2 separate regions of the Homo sapiens genome follow, and region 2 is linked to region 1. The links are chromatin contacts, found by Hi-C or POLR2A ChIA-PET in ENCODE. All regions are on one chromosome and are shown on one strand. Each heading gives the region's core, a stretch centred on a gene start or an enhancer-like site at or near the end of the contact. The rest is flanking DNA. Distances are from core to core; before and after follow the strand shown. Region 1 holds the start of ELAVL2 (ELAV like RNA binding protein 2). Region 2 overlaps LOC101929563 (a long non-coding RNA gene).

Region 1 (4,896 bases), core at 1,242-3,741:
TCACTTTTTAAATAATTTAAGTCCATCTCACCTACATAAAAAGACAACATGTTAGGGATGACAATACTTTGAATAATATTTTGTCACTATGCCCAAGCTGAAAAAAAACCATAAATACTGAATCTACAGAATTTAGCATTTTTCATTTGAATGAACAAGTTTACTATTTTCCATGTAATTTCTTTACATAATACACATGCTAGATTTTTATTACTCCATATCACTCCCAGCTTTTCACACCTGTCCCTATCATTTTGGGTTATCTACAGATATCACAGTTATCTACAAGTCTTTTTTTGTGGATATAAACATGCACCAAAAAAAGTATTAGTTTCCACCTAGTTAGAAGGCACTTATATAATTATAATGGTAAAGATTTACTTCAATGTACTGAAATTATATGGGCATATGCAACTAATTCAATATTAACCTACGAGCATGGTAAAAAGGAGGAAAGACAATTCACTGCCTAGGTAAGTCTGATGAAATCAAACAGTATTATACTTTCCCCAAATTGTATTCATTTAAAGGTTATTTCTCTGTATGGAGCTGGGGACAAGGGGAGGGGTTGAAGGAAGATGACTACAAACCCAATCTTCTGTTATTCATACATCTAGTCTAGATGGGGTGGAGTCTTCCTTTTCCCCCTTGACTCCATTTCTTCAAAGTGCTTTTCTTTCTTCTTGCTGTGAGTTTCACCCAGGTCTAGAGAATAGTTTTAAGTTGAAATTAAGACTCCAGAGGTTGTTATACAAAAACTGGGGGTGGAGGTTAAGGCATGATTTTATAAACACTAATTATAAGATAACATAGATTCAGGCCTTCTTTCTCAAGCCCCAGGTATTGTCATGCAAAGTAACAGAACTCGTATATTGTTATACAGGCTACACGGGAGATAAACAGGTCTGTTTTTCACCATTAATCATTTATCAACACTCAAGGACACTCTCAAAGAACACTGATTTACTGTATTCCTCACTTCAAAGTCATTTTGCTTTGGGATCTTCTGTCCCATTCCCCTCCATGACACCCTACCCTTTTGCAATCTCTAACTCTTACCTGTGTCTTCTTTTTCCGGCATTCTCAAAGATAGCGACTAGTTGTAAATATGTAAAGGAATCCCTTTCAAAAAGGCATGTGCCTCTGGTTAAGACACATTACATGTGTAATGTAATGTGTACATTACATTTACACATTCTGGTAAGAATGGTAAAAACTGTCTAGGAAGTTGGTGCTATCTTTCAAGATTGAAAAGAGAAATGCTGGCTGGAAAAGAACGTAGGTCAAATGAATATTGTGTCTACTTATACATCCAGACGATCCTGAGGACCTCACTTTCACTTAGAGGAAGAAACAATTATCATGCATAAAACTGTATTTTGGTCTCCTGAATGCTGTTAAAATATGGGGTTGTAATAAAGTAGTCTTCCTCTATGAAGCAGAAGCATTGATAGCACTTGGTCTTCTGGTTAAACTTCTTAAATCCTCACAGAAAGAGCCCTGATAAAGGTTCAACTATCTTTGCTGTCAGCAATACATGTGTGGTCCAAGGACTGTACCTGTCTGCAAATGCAGAGGAGTGGCTTGTTCCAGTTTTATATACAGCTGCTCTTTTTGAGAATCATTAGACACCTCGAAGTGAAGGACCTTAGCTCTACTCAATACCTCTTTTTCTGGATAGGATATTTATCCTACACTTTTCTATTCTAACATGAAGTGAAAGCCAATTCAAACCGTGCAGCTTTATTTGAGAGCATTTCTGACTTCATCTTTATCTTAAAAGGATGCTTTAAAAAGGGGTTCATGGGGACACATAAATCTGAAATATGCGTATATTAAAATAAAGACATACAATTACCTAACATCTAATACAAAATACAGTACTGAACACAAATCGAAAAAAGGCATGCGGGCAAATAATGGATGTACATTCATCCCTTTCACTCAGATCAAAGAGAGGGAGCTCTCAATGACTCATACATACCGGACAGAGTTAAATGTTATAAAGAAATATGCCACAGATGCAGCAGTGATGGCAAAGGAAATGAATCTTTCTGAAGCAGAAAGATTTAAGAGGAAAGGAGATCGTGCCATATCGCAAACTCTGATAGTACAGTTCCAACCCTCCCACGTTGCTCTCTCCACATTTCTTTTTGCTTCTTGCATTTCCCTTCGCCGCCAGTGTTAAGAGTGTACCTCCCCGCACAACTTACCTTGAAACGGGACTCCATTGAGCTCTCGAGAGTGACACAAGCCCATAGCCAATCGTCTCACGCGGCCCCGCCTGGGCGGCCTCAATGGAAGCGTGTGGACCAATCAGGATCCTGGGGCGATGAGCAAGTTACGTTGTGGCGCGATTCGGCGTATACTTCCGCGCGTGCTGCCCGGGATAGGAGCCTGGCAGAGCAGCTGCACACACGGCAGTGCGGAGGCAGAGAAGGGGTTGGTGATACGGTGCTATAAATCTGTGGTCCAGTCCACCTCCCTTTTAAGACGTCCTCCCCCCTATTTCTGTTCTTAGTTAGAGATGCAGCAGCTTACTCCTGTAGCGACCTACTAAAAAGCAACAAGGAGAAAGACATCGTCTTTTTGAAAAAACGTTCTTTCGTCTCTTTTCTTTGTTCCTTGGTTTGTTTTTCTTGCCCCTTTTTGTTTAGTTGAACGGCAATAGGAGGGTAGTCTCTCCGTCTTTTTAAACTCTTTTTTAAGTTTCCCCTCCCCTTTCATATTTTTTTTCGCCATTTCTTTTAGCATTGGACTTTGGGGTCGAAAGCGTTTCTTTTTATTTGCTTCTTTTAAGCCGAGCACAGTTTAGGTTTCGTGCTGTCTTAAGAGAACTATCCAGCAGCTTCTTGCTCATCCTTATTGGGAGAACTGCACCGTTACTTTAAAAACACACATACACAAAAACCTTAAGGGAGAAAGGTAAGTTTCGGTTTGGTTTCTTTAATCATTAGTTGCAGCGATGCGCTGGCAAACCCAGAAAACCTGTAAGTGAGCGGAATACAGAATATGAAGTTAATTGCACATGTTTGTCTCATTTCAAAGCTACTGTTCTGCTTTTTTAATTTTAAAGAGCTAGACTAAAAGACGGTGGACGCATGCTTAGCGTACTGAATATTCGTAAATGTCCATGGCAGAAACTTAAGTGGTAAATGTGGCCAGGGGGGAGTAGGGGTACAATGGGAGGTTAGATGTGGAGTGAGCTTCAAGATTGAGATCGGAAGTTCATTTCGTGGGGAGAGAGTGATAACTTGGGTGTTGGGGATGCATGCCTCTACTTTGGCTCAGCAACGGAAGGACGGGAGAGGCTTTACAATCATTAAGGGGAATCAGAAGCCTGGACTGGCAGATTAGACCAGCGAAAACCACAGGCTTAATTGCATTAACCAGATAGCATGTGCTGGGGAGATGGGATTGCCAGATGGAATTTAGATGCTGCACCAGGCAGCGAGTTGTAGTTGACTGAAAAAAGTACATGCCGCCTGAGGGCTGGGGCTGGGGCTGGGCTGAGGCTAGGGTTGTTAGAAGCTGTCAGAACTCATCATTGTATGCGGGCTCTGATTCACGGACTCCAATTATCATAATTCAGTTTTAAAAGAAGATAGCCAATTTGGGGCTGAATTCTTAAGCCTGTACCGGATATGAGATTCCCTTTGTTCAGAAAAGCGTAAATAAGATCCTTGGAGCTGTGTCTATGAAGTGCCGGCTGCTTGGGAGCCTCGCTGTGCTGGGCGCTGGGAAGTGGATTCCAAGCCCTGTCCTTGGTCCTACGCGGCTGACTTCGCCTTCGGGGAGAGGGGGAACCCCTCTGCAGCCGCGAGGCTTCGCAGCCACCCCAGGAGCCAACTCGGCCACGTAGCCCTCACCCCCTCCTTACCGCCCCCACTTCCTCGAATAGCTATTGTTAAATTGACGCCAGGAGAAAGATGGTTGGGGATGACAAGCTGGGCAGATAGGCACACGCTTCATTTTAACTTTTGTGATTTCTCAGGGTTTAGGAGAAATCATTTGGCTTTCTACTGCCAAAGAGAGGATCCAGGGTAGATGTGGGAAAGGGGGAGGATGTTCGTGGGCCGGGGAGGGCGGAAGGGGTGGTGGTGGTGGAACAAGCTGCTGGCTTTCCTAAGAGAAGTTTAAATTATTGGCACGAGGGGGTGTGGGTGAGTGTGTGCGTGAGAGCGCTCATGTGGTGCTCGAGAGGCAGAGGATGGGAAAAAGCTACAAAGCCGGCTGGGGTTAACGTCTCGTTGCTCCTCACCCCACCCACTCTACCGGCTGGGAAAGCCAGCGCACCGTCAGCCTCCCGGACTGGACTCTGCGAAGGGCGGTGGGGGCTAGGGATGGCAAGGTGGCAGTGCCCACCACTGGAGCTCCGCGGCGGACGAGACCTCGCGTGGCCATTGTTGCTTAATTTATGCCCAGCACGTTGCTACGTACCCACCTATTTCACGTCTGTACAGAATTAATACGAAAGCTATACAACTGTGACAAATTGGAGGTTGGATAAGTTCCCCGTTTCCCATTTTCAAGTACCGGTTAGCAAAACTGATGGCGAGACTGGGTATTTTCTCGTAATTACCGGCTGCAGGTCTGGTTTTATTATGGCGAGGGTGAGAGAAATAGCCAACCATTTAGTATTTACTGTTAACACTGCTGGACAGGGATGGAGGTCTCTGTACTTTCTCCCCGAAATGCACGGATTCTGTCCCTTCCCCCTCTCATGTACAAACACTCCAGTTGGTTAAGATTCTAAACCTTCAGCCGTTCTCCGCACCCCTATTTATTATACCCATCCTCTGGGGGTGGGAGGGAGATTAATGTTTTATTTCCCAGGCCTACACTATTAACTGCAACCTATAAAACGTAGACTTACAATGAAAATTTTTAGAAAGT
Region 2 (4,457 bases), core at 690-3,189, 240 kb after region 1:
ATTATTGGCAGAATAAAGGCCTAATGCTTTACCTGGCCTGCCCATTCAGGATCATCCACATTGATTTTTTCCAGAGCTGTTTTTCACTGTTTCCTCTCATGGAACCTATAGTTGGGCAATACTAGGATTTCTCAGTTTTTCCTCCACTTGATTTCCTTCATTCCTTTGCCAGATTCCTGTCTTAAGTTCATGACATCTTATCTTTCACAGAAGACCCACATAAATTGATAAATTGCTGCCTGTGTCATAAAGTCTTTCCTGTGTAACACTACTTTTCTTCCACTTGAGTAAAATAATATGTCTGTTTCCTTTGTTATATATATATATATATATATATATATATATATATATATAACATTTTGCCTTATACCACTGAAATATTATTCAGGGATGTCTTAGTCCCTTTGTATTGCTATAACATAATACCAGAGACTGGGTAATCTATAAATAGAAATGTATTGCTCACAGTTCTGGAGACTGGGAAGTTCAAAATCAAAGTGCTGGCAGATTTGGTGTCTGGTGAGGGATGCTCTCTGCTTCAAAGATGGCACCTTGTTGCTGCATCCTACAAAAGAGACAAACACTGTGTTTCCTCAGGCAGAAGGGACAGAAGAGGTGAAGTTGCCCCCTCAATCCCTTTTATATTTTATATTTTATCCATTCATAAAGTCAGAGTCCTCATGGCCTAATCACCTTCTAAAGCCCCACCTCCTAATATTGTTGCTTTAGGGATTAAATTTCAACATGAATTTTGGAAGGGCCACAAACATTCAAACCATAGCAAGGAATAAGATAATGGCTTAATTTTATATCACTCCCCTTCTCTTACCCTGGGAACAATTTGTTATTTAACATGATTATAGAAAGGGTGTATTTAATGAGAAAGACATGCCTTTTGAGGTCAAATTGCTTAGTAAAAGCAAGGGTCCTGTTAACCATTTTATCTTAAGCAAGTCACTGAGCCACTTGAGCTTTTGTAAAATGGGAATGACGATACTTGTACCTCCAATTCTCTGAGAATCAATGAGTTTATATCTGTGCAAGAACTTCGCAGATTGCAGGGTTGTATATTTTTCTTCCTTTTCCAAGAGTTAAAGAGTTATAGTCTTCCAAAACACTGTCTACCAGGCTGTATCACTCTAAGATGGGTGTTACTCACTAATTCTGTTTTAGAGAGGAGGACTGTGAGAAAGGGAAGAATTGAAACTTACATTTATCTAAATAGATATCCTGTCTCTGGAAAGGATTCATAGCCCAAAGAAGGAGGTCTACTTTCCTTGAAACTTTTTGTTAAATACGCTGAAGTGCCTAGAACTTCTGAAGCAAACCCAGAAATCTCCAGCTGCTTCAGTATCCCTTTCATACCCAGGCAGGCTCCCGGCCAATTTAACTAGGAAGGTACTACAGGTCTCAGTGTCCTTGGGAAAAAGGTCTGGAGAAGGCATTCACTCAGTCTGGATATCCCCCTGCCCACCAGAGGGTGCTCCATGCAGAGGCAGTAAACCATGGTAATAGACTTAAAAGTAGCCTGTGGAGCCCTAAGTTCAACTCTTTAGTTACTCTTTTAATTTAGCCAAGTTGCCTGTCATTTTAGAATAGGAACAATGGGATAATACCTGCTTTGCCTAATTGTTAAGATTAAATGAGTTCATGTAAGTGAGAGCACCTAGCTCTAGTCCTGGCATGCTATTGGTACTCTGTGAATTCCCTCCTTCTTTTACTTCTTCCTATTCTCCCATTTCTTCTCCCTGTTGTAGAGTTTACTCCCTTGGCTTGGGTCACGAGAGGCTTCCTCAGAGCAGGATCACGTCACTTGACCTGTCTCAGGGTCCCTTAAATCTCTAGGGGTTGTCACTCTAAATATAGCTTTTGGATGAACAAGGAAATGCAACCAGTCAGCAGCTCCTAGTGGCTTCACAAAAGCAGTTACTGGCAGGGAGCCCGCAGTTAGAGAGTGTGGAGACAAGAATAGTACTCAAGGCTAGTTCAGGGTTCTTTCTGCCAGTTTCTGCTGCCACTGCACATGTGGGCACAATTGGGGATTAACTCTTCCCTTCTGTAGTATAGCCACAGCCACAACTTTTAAGTATGAGCTCAAATTCAGTTCCTTATAGAAAAATTATTTTCTCATGCTTAATAAAAGGGCACAGTAAGTCCACCTTATGACCAATACCTTTGTTTACCATCCCAAAATTATAGATTACAGGCCTTTCAGGTTGTTTACTAGGCTGCCTTGTCTATCCACTTAAGCGAGTTTTGGGGAGGCCCAAATGGAGACATGCACCTCTTGAAAAGGTACAGACCGTATTTTAGCAGACACTTACTTAGTTATTCCTCTAGTTACTTTAGGGATGATTACTGCTTTGCCATGCTTTCCCAGACCACTTAGCTTTATTGTAGCTGATTGCACAGAACTAAGATACCAGATCACATTTGGTCTGCTTCAGTGCCTAATTCATTGGTCTGCCCTTGACAGAAAAGGGGAAGTATCTGTTCTCTCACTCTGATGATTAGTGGCAGTTGATATAGGTCACTGGCTTTCTGTGTCTGTGTCTAGTCTGGTCTGGGCATCTCAGAGTAATTCTTGCTTTCTGGAAGCCAAAAGGAATAGAGCCAGAGTATTAGGAAAAAGAAATTACTCCTATGGAAAAATAAAAACCAGCACCACATACCCAGAAGATCATTGAGTGGTTTTTTGTTGTTGTTTGTTTGTTTTTTTCACTGAATAAAGTAGAAGTTTGGTTCCAGATATCAGCTGCTTTCTCTTAAACAAGCTTGAGGAACATAGTATACCACTGAGATTGAGAGAGCTTAAAGTGCAGGATGTTGAGCTGAATAGGAAATTGTCATGTCCCAGGAGGGAAGGCAAGAAGAGAGATTCACGAATGGCATTCATAATTTAAAACTTCAGCTATTTAATGAGCACTTTCTTTGTGCTAGACACTGTTGTAAATGCTTTATGTGCATTATTCTACACTGACCCTCAAAACAAACCTATGAGATAGGTGTTATTCTTATTTTACAGATGAGGAAATTGAAGTTTAGAGAGGCTAGGTCACCTGACCAAGGTGACTCCAGTAAATAAATTCAAAGTTCTATTAAAGTCATAGTATATATCATTATTTTTATCAGTTAAAAATATAAGAAAGAATATGGTTTACTCAATTGTCACTTCTTAGGAGTAGAAGCATTTGATCACATTGATTCAAGTACTCACTACCTAAAAAGGTGCCATCGTTCCTGACATGGCTGAAGTGTGGATTTACCACAAGAAAGGTAAATTTAGAAAGGTACAATTCAGGCTGGTCTGCTGGCTCTCCCTTCTACCCCTCCCGCCCATATGGCTGCACATCACCTTGCACTTCTTTAGCCCTCTTCACACTGCACTGTAATTGCCTAGTGGTCTGACAGCCCTTTAGACTGAGTGACCTAAGAGTGGGGTGGGAACCAGGTCCTTTTCTATCTCTCCAAACACTGGATACAAGGCCTATAATAAAGTAGTTCCTCAGTAAATGTTTGTTGGATGAAAATCAGTGTATTCAGTGAGCCAGTGAGCTAAGTCTTTTATAATGAATAAACTCCAGATTATTTAAGTATACATGGAGCCAACAGGGATTTAGCACAGAGTATTAGGAAACAGAAATCTCTCCTTTTATGGAACTACGTGGACCTACAGATGCTCGTTCAGAAAAAAATCATTGAAATTTTAAAATGGACTTATATGGAAATATGTAAACACAAAGTTTACATTGTGTCACTTTTTGGACACCTTCTCTAAGGGAGTATTGGAATATAGCACCCAGTCATCCAGTCAGTGAGAACTGTATACTGTGCCTGTGTGGGACATCAAGAAATACAGGGGATTGCTAATCCTCCTCAAGATGTGTGTCAGGATGTGCTTTTCAAAACACTGTCTCAAAATCACTGAAATCACTCCATCAGTCACAGACACCTGAACAAAAACATGTCCTTTTATGTCTTTATACAACTGTTCTGATATTGGGGTTTTAAATATCAACATAAACCTTGCCAAATTCTTGAGGCTTATGTGAAGGCTTCAGTTCAGCCATTTGTTGTTCGAGTATCTTCGTCCTGTCTGGCACCTTGGTTTTAGAAATAGACACGGCAGCCTCAGAAAATGGAATATCCATAAATCACTTATGATGATGGAGTGTGACTTTATTTTCGTGATCATTTTTGCCCAGGTGCCTGTTACTGTGTTACTAAAACAGAAGTAGACACTATTCCACTGTTTGGCATAGAATCTTGACAAAGAACTATTTGCAGAGGAACAGGCTTAGAATCTTAGTTTGTTTCATTATCACCAAGAGTTTCAAGGTTTGAAGTGTGCATCCTGGTAGGGTAAAGTGTTTGGGACCAAGATCAACTACCTTGCTGAGAGTCCAGAGGAGGAACTGCTTATTTCTCATAATGGTCTTGAAGTAGAGTCTACCATG

What was found. Hi-C counts contacts between places; a loop is a spot of excess contacts on that map. ChIA-PET counts read pairs that join two places held with the same protein, here RNA polymerase II (POLR2A). Pooled maps may share reads with other maps.
Region 2: a loop to region 1 is called in a map of psoas muscle, with 2.4 times the contacts of the local background. The contact joins the enhancer-like site here to the promoter of ELAVL2 in region 1. A Hi-C loop is called at or near these places in 1 of 168 maps with a recorded cell type or tissue (psoas muscle) and 3 of 50 pooled maps. POLR2A ChIA-PET finds 5 or more read pairs at or near these places in 1 of 52 experiments (activated T-cell).

The regions. Positions count from the first base shown.
Region 1 is chr9:23,823,835-23,828,730 of GRCh38, reverse strand. It overlaps ELAVL2 (ELAV like RNA binding protein 2), which reads left to right and starts at 2,491. Exons shown (of 7, transcript NM_004432.5): 1 at 2,491-2,925. LOC105375992 (a long non-coding RNA gene) reads right to left here and starts at 2,303. Exons shown (of 3, transcript XR_929519.3): 1 at 2,214-2,303; 2 at 591-705.
Region 2 is chr9:23,585,118-23,589,574 of GRCh38, reverse strand. All of the region lies in intron 11 of LOC101929563 (a long non-coding RNA gene), which reads left to right. Among named protein-coding and RNA genes, the nearest start is that of ELAVL2, 240 kb to the left of the region's middle. Within about 2 kb of position 1,939, at least 5 of the 41 ENCODE cell types and tissues checked have a DNase peak (open chromatin) inside an H3K27ac peak, as active enhancers do; they include psoas muscle, where a contact is called at or near this core.